Regions from separate parts of the Homo sapiens genome. Here regions 2 and 3 are each linked to region 1. The links are chromatin contacts, found by Hi-C or POLR2A ChIA-PET in ENCODE. All regions are on one chromosome and are shown on one strand. Each heading gives the region's core, a stretch centred on a gene start or an enhancer-like site at or near the end of the contact. The rest is flanking DNA. Distances are from core to core; before and after follow the strand shown. Region 1 holds the start of UQCRFS1-DT (UQCRFS1 divergent transcript). Region 2 holds the start of ZNF507 (zinc finger protein 507). Region 3 has its middle 7.0 kb from the start of TRT-AGT1-3.

Region 1 (2,700 bases), core at 40-2,539:
GGAATTTTCCCAAGTAGAAACTAGATCCCAGTATTACCGGCTTCCAGCATTTTAAGAGATGCCATTAGTCTTCCCAGTTTTTTTGAAAACTACACAGCCTGCAGACACACTGCCCACAGGCTGCCATTTCTCTATCTCCGATACAGGGCCAAGTAAAGATGGAAGGCGAGGCAAAGAAGATAAACGGGGATCTAAGGACAGAGGGTGTGGAATAGCCCCTGCGAAGAGCTCAGTGGCTACGACAATTCGTCTTGTCAAATCCCTGCTACCACATGTCCACACCACGGATCCTGGTGCGAGTCATTCTACCTCGTCTGTTTTCTCATCTGTAAAATGTAAATGTCGTCAATCTCTGCCCGTCCTTGACGACTGATTATGTTGTGACACTACACTGTAACTGACCTTGTGTATGTTTTTTTTGTTTTTTTTTTGGTGGGGGGGTGATGAAGGGGAAGGACATGAAGGGATCGGTAGTGGTGAGAAGACCAACTTCCCAAATATTAGTAAGTTTCCATTTCTTAAGCATGTAAGTGCCCAAACTGTGCTAACGGCTTTACGTAGAATTCCTCCACCTAAGCCTCACGACACCCCTACAAAATTGATAAAGATATGAATCCATTTCACAGGAAGTACGTTTAGAAACTCGCCCAAGGTCAAACGACCTGCAAGCAACAAAACCCCTCAGAGGTGGCTGGAACAGCGGGACTACAGAGCTCGTGAACTCGGCCGAGGAGGAACCAGGCGAAGCCGGCGGACGCGAGTCCAGGCCGGCCACCAGAAAGACGCCCCGAGCCCGGGGGCCAGGCCCAGAGTTGCGGAGGCCGCCCAGCCCGACCTGATTCAGGCTCCGCTCGCGCGCCCGCGGCCGCTCCCTGCTGGGGGCCGGAGGAGCGGGCACCGAGAGACCCCCAGCCCTGCTCGCGGCCCTCGCCCCGGCTCACCATTGAGGCCCACGGAGGCGACCAAAGGCCGGCGCACGGCCTGGCCGCTCAGCGACTCCCGGCTGAGGAAGGGCCGCTTCAGGTCCAACACAGGCTGCTCCGGGGTGGCGGGCACCGTGGCCTGCACCAAGGGCCGCAGCGCGCCCGCCACCCCGCGGGACGTGGCCGACAGGACGGGCGCGAACGGGCCTGAGCGGGATGCTACCGACAACATGGCGACAGCCGCTCCAACCGCCAAGCCGGTCACAGGGACGACCTTCCAACCACGGCGCAGGCGCGAGGAGGCGCGGGACGCGTGACGACAGCGCGCCGCCGGAAAGGAAATTCTGCAGTCCTGCAGGGCGGGGCAAACTTGGAGAGGCGCTGCGTCGGGGGACGGGGCTACAAGCCGTCGCTGGGGGCGGGGCTTGCGGCCCACCTGTAGGTCCCGGTGCCACCTCGTCAGTGTCCCGAGAGATCCCCAGAAGAACGAGAGGGCTGAACAGGGGACCCCACTGACGTCCGGTGGGCCGACTTTACGATCCTTTAGGGTAAAAATTTCATCTAGGAAGACCTAGAGATAACAATAAACGATTATAGTTTAACTTAGGATGGTAATATATCTCAACTACGACGAAGTCCAGCACATAGTAATCGCTATGTGTTTACTATGATGATTTTTATTATCTTCATCTAACAACAACAACAACAAAAAGGCCAGAGGCATCTGTGCAAAGCTCGATAATGCTAATGGATTATGTTTATTAAGTATTCACTGTGTATTTGGTTTTGCGTTTTATTATACCTACGTTCTTTCATTTGTTATCAAGGTCTCTATGAAGTCAGAGCTATTACTATCAGCATTTTACCCATGAAGAAACCGAGGTTTAGAGAGATTCTTTTCCAGGAACTGGATAGCCAGCAAGATGTGAAGCAGGGTAATCTGTCTCCTGAGTCTATGCTCTTCAGTGCCACCACTGTTTCCCAAAGTAGGATTTTAGAATTTTAGAGGATGCACAGAGCTCGCTCATTCATGTTCCATCACATAGTGAGAAAGTTTTGTTTTCTTTTGTTTTGTTTTTCAATCCTGATTGCACCAATGAGAAAGTCTCAGTTTGGTGCTAATACATCTTTAATTAAAAAAAAAAAAAAGTAGAGATGAGGTCTCACTATATTGCCCACTCCAGTCTCGAACTTCTGGCCTCAAGGAGTCCTGTCTCCCCCTCCCAAAGTACTGGGATTATAGGCATGAGCAAATTCACTTGGCCTCAGTTTGATCCTAATATATCTTTAATTCCTCTCTACACTTATCTCCCACTTTTAACAGAAAAGATCTTGAGTTAGAAGCTCTTAGCAGAGAACTGAGTCTAGAGTGATTTCATTATATGGTTCATAGTATTGATTTTCTATCCATACTGGTTTTCTATTCTGTACTATACTGAGATAAAGTTTTTCATTTAGGTCAAAAATAATTTAAATATTAAGTAAATGTTAATATAAGCAGTGCACAGAATTGGCTCTGTGCTGTGCATGGGCTCTGTGATCTGGGCAAGTTCCCTCACCTCTCTGTGCCTCAGTTTCCTCACCTGCCAAATGGGGGCAGTAATGATGCCATGTGTGTTGTAAAGTTACTGGGAGGAGTAAATGAACTAAAACGTGTAAAGCATCTACAAGCAGGCCCAGCACACAGGCAGCACCAAGTGAGGATTTGCTAGTGGTGTTTTTATCTGAGATGCCACCTCCTCTAAGAAGCCTTCCCTTGATCCTTGCTGACTCGTTG
Region 2 (2,700 bases), core at 66-2,565, 3.1 Mb after region 1:
CAGAATTCTAACTTTGCAGCCGGGCGCGGTGGCTCACGCCGGTAACCCCAGCACTTTGGGAGGCTGAGGCGGGCGGATCATGATGTCAAGAGATCGAGACCATCCTGGCCAACATGGTGAAACCCCGTCTCTACTAAAAATACAAAAAAATTAGCTGGGCATGGTGGCACGCCCTGTAGTGCCAGCTACTCGGGAGGCTGAGGCAGGAGAATCACTTGAACCTGGGAGGTGGAGGTTGCAGTGAGCCGAGATTGCGCCCCTGCACTCCAGCCTGGGGAGAGAGTGAGACTCTGACTCAAAAAAATAAAATAAAAATAAAAATAAAAATTCTAACTTTGCTGGTTTCCTAACCCCCAAATTCAGATGAATTTGAATTCTGAAATACAGTAACAGGAATTATCAGCCTGTCTGATTCTAAATTTTGTTGGATCTTCCTCCCAGGACCGTGGACAGCCCAGCCAGCTGTAAAGGCCTCTAAAAAGATCTGGAACAGATCCCCAAGAGGTATCTCACCAAATGAGTCCATTCCACTACAATGGCCAGAATCTTCAGTTTTACACCCTTGCTCATGCCCACCGCTCACCCGGAGTCCAGACCCAAGCACCATGCTGCGTAGTTCCTAATACGGCAAAACTATCCAGCATTTTTGGTGAAATTGGCTGGAATGCTTCACTTAGTCCGTTTTTCACTGTTAGCAGGAGAACCACCCTAGTATCTTTCATAGAACAGATCCGAATGACAAACACCATCGTGCCCTCGGAGGGCTGAGCTTGTGTTACTGGGTCTGGTCCTACAAACCCTGAAAATCCTGAATCTCTCAAGCAAAGAGATTCCCCAGGGCCAGCTCTGGCCCTTAACAGGCACCCCTTAACGCCAAGCTGCGAATCTGGCTAGGACCTCTATATTTTAGCCAAGAACACCTTGAAATGTACAGTCCTACCAAAGGAACTAATACAAATCCAGAAGCACAAGGCTAAAGAAAAAAAAAAAAAAAACCCCAATGCCCATTGTTGAAAGCCAATTGCGGGGTGAGTGGGGTGATAAGGCTAGCCCACAGCGGATTTAGGCGACGTGGGGAGATGCCAAAGTGAATACACGGTGACTTCTAAATCTAGACGTCTGGAAGGGGCCATGAGAGCCAGACAACTGGGCCCGAACCCCGCCCGGGAGCCAGGGTTTGCAAGGGGCTAAACCGGCTGGGGAGCCTCCCTCTCGCGGGTCCAGCCTCGGCGGCCCGGGACGCCGGTAGGCGGGGCCTGAGCCTCGCCCCGCCCCCGCTGCCCGCCATTCGGGTCACCTGACCCACCCGCGGCTCACGTGATCCGTCCCCAGCGCCGCCATTTTGGAGCTCCGGATGAGGAGGGGGAAACCGGGGGAAAAGAGGGAAAAGAGCCGGGAGAGAGGTGGGCAAGGACGAGGGCGAGGGCACGGCCGGGTCCTGGCTGGCCAAACGAGGCTCGCGGAAGCAGCAGCCGCCGCCTGACCGCAGGTACCGCGCCCCGGGGCCGCCCCTCCGCCCGCTGTTAGCGCCGCCGCCGGCCATGTGCATCCTCCCCTCAGGCCTCTGCCGGCGCTCGCTTCCTCCTCAGCCGGCCGACCCCCGCCCGGTGCTAGCCACAAGCCCCAAGTTCCGTGTCCCGGTTCTGTCTTCTGTGCAGCAAGGCCTGCGGAGACTCTGGGCTTGCCCTGCAGCTGGGGGTGGGGGGAACTTGCTGCTCCCTGCATACTGTCACCAGCCCGGCCCGCCCGCAGGCGTTGCTTCCTTCTCCAGGCGTTGCTTCTTTCTGCAAATGTGAGATCGCTTAGGCCAGCCGGGATGGACCCAGCCACGATGTTCTCACAGCATCTTTTGATTAATTTTCTAAGCTCCCTCATTCCCGACCCATCACCTCAGTCCTTTAGCCAGTGCGTGGTGTAGAAAAAGCTACTACAGAAACGCAGCCCTGGTCTTCTGCATTTATTACCATCCTCTGGAGATAGAATGATGTCTCCAGAGATCACGGAGACCATCAGGGAAAGTTCCCACCTCTTAAGACCTGGGGGCATCGGAATGAATGGTTTGTGTAGAAGGCCGGGATGATTAATAAGGTGGCGGCCACTTTCCCAACCCCAAGGCGGTATTTTTAAGTTTCTGCAGTGGGCTGTAATTTGCTATCAGTCTGCATCGCTCTTCTCAGGCAATTACTGGATTTATCACCTCTTTGAGTTTGCACTTTCTCCAGTACTCCCCTCTCACTCAGAGTATGGGTTGCATTATTGATTAAAAGAAAGCCTGGCCCTTCATTCCTTTACCTCACTAACTCGTTGAAAATTAACTTCAGGGGAGCCCTAAAGATGTTTTTTCTGCCCTGGCAGTGAGCTATTTTACTTAACCGTAATCGATAAGGTAGTTGCATTCTAGGTGAAACGAATAAGCATTTTTTTATCTTTTAGATTTATTCCAGCCAGTATAAGAAACAGTGGCAAAGAAATGTAGGACCAGAGTAGGAAACTGCGTTAGAAGATATATAGGTCACACCACTGTGTCATATCTTTTTATGCTGTTTTTCTGCCTATTGTGCTTGGTTGCAGAATCACTCGTTAGATTGTATTTTTAGTTTAGATTAAAATAGCAATGTGCAATTTATTGTTCCATTCTCATTAGAAAATGTTGTCAGTAAAACCAATAGTGTTGAGTCCAGTACCTAAATTCTGAGGTAA
Region 3 (2,749 bases), core at 207-2,706, 4.0 Mb after region 1:
TCGAACTTTAGCAAACATGGGATGTCTATGAAGTGTAAGACAATTTACTACATGTTCTGGGGGCTGAACAGGAGCGTGCTTTTGGTTTCTACCAGAAGCGGTCTCTCCCTGCCGCACGTCCGCCCCTGAAAAGAATGCCTAGGATAGGCAAATTCAGGCAGGCGGGGAGAGAAGGGTGGTGTTGGAATTAGTGTGGACTGACTTTCAGCATTGTTTTGTTCTTCACTGATCTGTGCCTCTGAGATAATGTAACACCTTCTTCTGAATTTAGAGTGGCTCCTAAGAAGCAGTTGTGATCAGTTATTTAAAAAAATAAAATGATGCCAAACTGGACACTGGCTGGGCTTACTATGCTGTGTATGGCAGATCACCTGGGGCACGTGTGCGTATCTGGGATTGAATTGCATAAGCAGGTTGGGAGCCTTGCTTTAAGGATGGGTTGGAGGCCAGCTGATGCTCCAGGAGCCTGTCTGCTCTTGAATTCCTCAGCAGAGCTTCTCTGGCTCAGTCCCACAGGCACACAGCTAAGGGTGACTGCAGGCTTCGGGGTGGACATCTGGGATGGCTGCCCAGCAGGTGATGTTCAGTAAATCCACACCTAGGAGAATCAAGCCCTGGAGACGGCCAGGCTGATCAGATTCCTCTGATGCTGGAGTGCGCACCTCTGATTTCCCTCTTTCAGTGAATCCCAAAGCTCTTTTTTTTTTTTTTTAGATGAAGTCTCACTCTGTCGCCCAGGCTGGAGTGCAGTGGCACGATCTGCAATCTCTGCCTCCCAGGTTCAAGTGATTCTCCTGCGTCAGCCGCCCCAGTAGCTGGGATTACAGGCGCCCACCACCACACCCGGCTAATTTTTTTGTATTTTTAGTAGAGATGGGGTTTCACGATGTTGGCCAGGCTGGTCTTGAACTCCTGAGCTCAACTGATCCGCCGGCCTTGACTTCCCAGAGTGCTGGGATTACAGGTGTGAGCCACCACACCCAGCCTACATTTTTTAAAAGAGAAAGTAAAAATGTAAACCATAGGGCCAGGTGTGGTGGCTCATGCCTGTAATCCCAGCACTCTGGGAGGCCGAGGCAGGCAGAGCACTTGAGGTCAGGAGTTTGAGACCAGCCTGGCCAACATGGTGAAACCCCGTCTCTACCCAAAATACAAAAATTAGCCGGGCATGGTGGTGGGTGCCTGTAATCCCAGCTACTCGGGAGGCTGAGGCAGGAGAAACACTTGAACCCAGGAGGCAGAGGTTGCAGTGAGTCGAGATTGTGCCGCTGCACTCCAGCCTGGGCGACAGAGCAAGACTCTGTCTCAAAAAAAAAAAAAAAAAAAAAAAAAGGAAGCCATAGATGGGGAGAGAAATTTGGAATACGTACACCGAGATCCCTCTAAGGGATCTCCGGAGTTCCAAATAGTCTTACTCACTTCCAGCGTGAGTGGTGTTCCAATTTCCCCTTGGCAGGCAGGGTCCATCACCCCAGCCAGCCCAGTCCCTCCCTTCTTTGCTCATTGATTCAGAGGCATGGGGAGCTCAGAGTGGCCAGGAGTCAGTCTCAACTTCCAGTTCGGTGGAATCAGTGCTGTGACTCCTGGCGGAATCATTCCTTCCTTAGGAGCTAAGACCTCTAGGCCAGCAGACCATGAGATGGGAGGAACAGGAAACAAAATTACCTAGTGGCTCACTAAGGGTAATAGTGAACGGTGCCATTCCTTTTCCATTCCTTGATTCCTGGACCCTCGAATCCTGGCTAGAAGCAGCAGCGCCATCTATCGGACGCTAATTCGGAGCTTATGCCGCCTTCTGAACAACCTTGCTCCAACCCTGCAAGGTATCGCCTCTGAGCTGATGCTGTAACTGCGTCTTCAAAAGGCCATTCCAGGCCGGGCGCAGTGGCTCACGCCAGTATACTCAGCACTTTGGGAGGCCGAGGCAGGCGGATCACGAGGTCAGGAGTTCGAGACCAGCCTGACCAACATGGTGAAACCCCGTCTCTACTAAAAATACAAAAATTAGCAAGGCGTGGTGGCGTGCGCTCCTCGGGAGGCTGAGGCATGAGAATCGCTTGATCCCAGGAGACAGAGGTTGCAGTGAGCTGAGATCGCACCATTGCACTCCAGCCTGGGCGACAGAGTGCAAAAAAAAAAAAAAAAAAAAGAAAAAAGAAAAAAGCCATTCCACTGTTCTATCAAGCCAGCTGCTTCAGATTGGTGGGGAACATGGCAACACCAGTGAATTCCATAAACATCGCCGCACTTCATTTGTGGGAAATTGAATTCCTTTTTGTGTGTGTGTGACGGAGTCTCGCTCTGTCACTCAGGCTAGAGTGCAGTGGTGTGATCCCTCGGCTCACTACAACCTCTGCCTTGCAGATTCAGGCGATTCTCCTGCCTCAGCCTCCTGAGTAGCTGGGACTACAGGCGTGCACCACCATGCTAGGCTAATTTTTGTATTTTTAGTAGAGATGGGATTTCACCATGTTGGCCAGGCTGATCTCGAACTCCTGACCTCAAGTGACCTGCCCACCCTGACCTCCCAAAGTGCTGGGATTACAGGTGTGAGCCACCGTGCCCAGCCTACTTTATTTTCTTTTTAAAAAATTTAATTCATGTTTCATAATAATCCTCTCCCTCCCCACTTTTAGAGACAGGGTCTTACTCTGTCCCTCAGGCTGGACTGCAGTGGTGCAATCATGGCTCACTACAGCATTGAACTCCTGGGCTCAAGCTATCCTCCTACCTCAGCCTCCTGAGTAGC

Evidence for each region. A loop is a pair of places that touch in the nucleus more often than their neighbours do. ChIA-PET counts read pairs that join two places held with the same protein, here RNA polymerase II (POLR2A). Pooled maps may share reads with other maps.
Region 2: a map of naive thymus-derived CD4-positive, alpha-beta T cell shows a loop between it and region 1 (18-fold over the local background). The contact joins the promoter of ZNF507 here to the promoter of UQCRFS1-DT in region 1. A Hi-C loop is called at or near these places in 2 of 168 maps with a recorded cell type or tissue (CD4-positive, alpha-beta T cell and naive thymus-derived CD4-positive, alpha-beta T cell) and 10 of 50 pooled maps. POLR2A ChIA-PET finds 5 or more read pairs at or near these places in 1 of 52 experiments (T-cell).
Region 3: a map of CD8-positive, alpha-beta T cell shows a loop between it and region 1 (9-fold over the local background). The contact joins the enhancer-like site here to the promoter of UQCRFS1-DT in region 1. A Hi-C loop is called at or near these places in 1 of 168 maps with a recorded cell type or tissue (CD8-positive, alpha-beta T cell), 3 of 37 single-sample maps with no recorded cell type and 7 of 50 pooled maps.

Annotation. Positions count from the first base shown.
Region 1 is chr19:29,211,964-29,214,663 of GRCh38, forward strand. UQCRFS1-DT (UQCRFS1 divergent transcript) reads left to right here and starts at 1,290. Exons shown (of 2, transcript NR_184022.1): 1 at 1,290-1,445. UQCRFS1 (ubiquinol-cytochrome c reductase, Rieske iron-sulfur polypeptide 1) reads right to left here and starts at 1,188. Exons shown (of 2, transcript NM_006003.3): 1 at 942-1,188. The coding sequence starts at 1,155. RefSeq lists a silencer at 782-1,091 and an enhancer at 1,132-1,371.
Region 2 is chr19:32,344,295-32,346,994 of GRCh38, forward strand. It overlaps ZNF507 (zinc finger protein 507), which reads left to right and starts at 1,316. Exons shown (of 7, transcript NM_001136156.2): 1 at 1,316-1,489. RefSeq lists silencers at 1,140-1,269, 1,300-1,489.
Region 3 is chr19:33,182,660-33,185,408 of GRCh38, forward strand. No RefSeq gene overlaps it. Among named protein-coding and RNA genes, the nearest start is that of TRT-AGT1-3, 7.0 kb to the left of the region's middle. Within about 2 kb of position 1,457, at least 5 of the 41 ENCODE cell types and tissues checked have a DNase peak (open chromatin) inside an H3K27ac peak, as active enhancers do.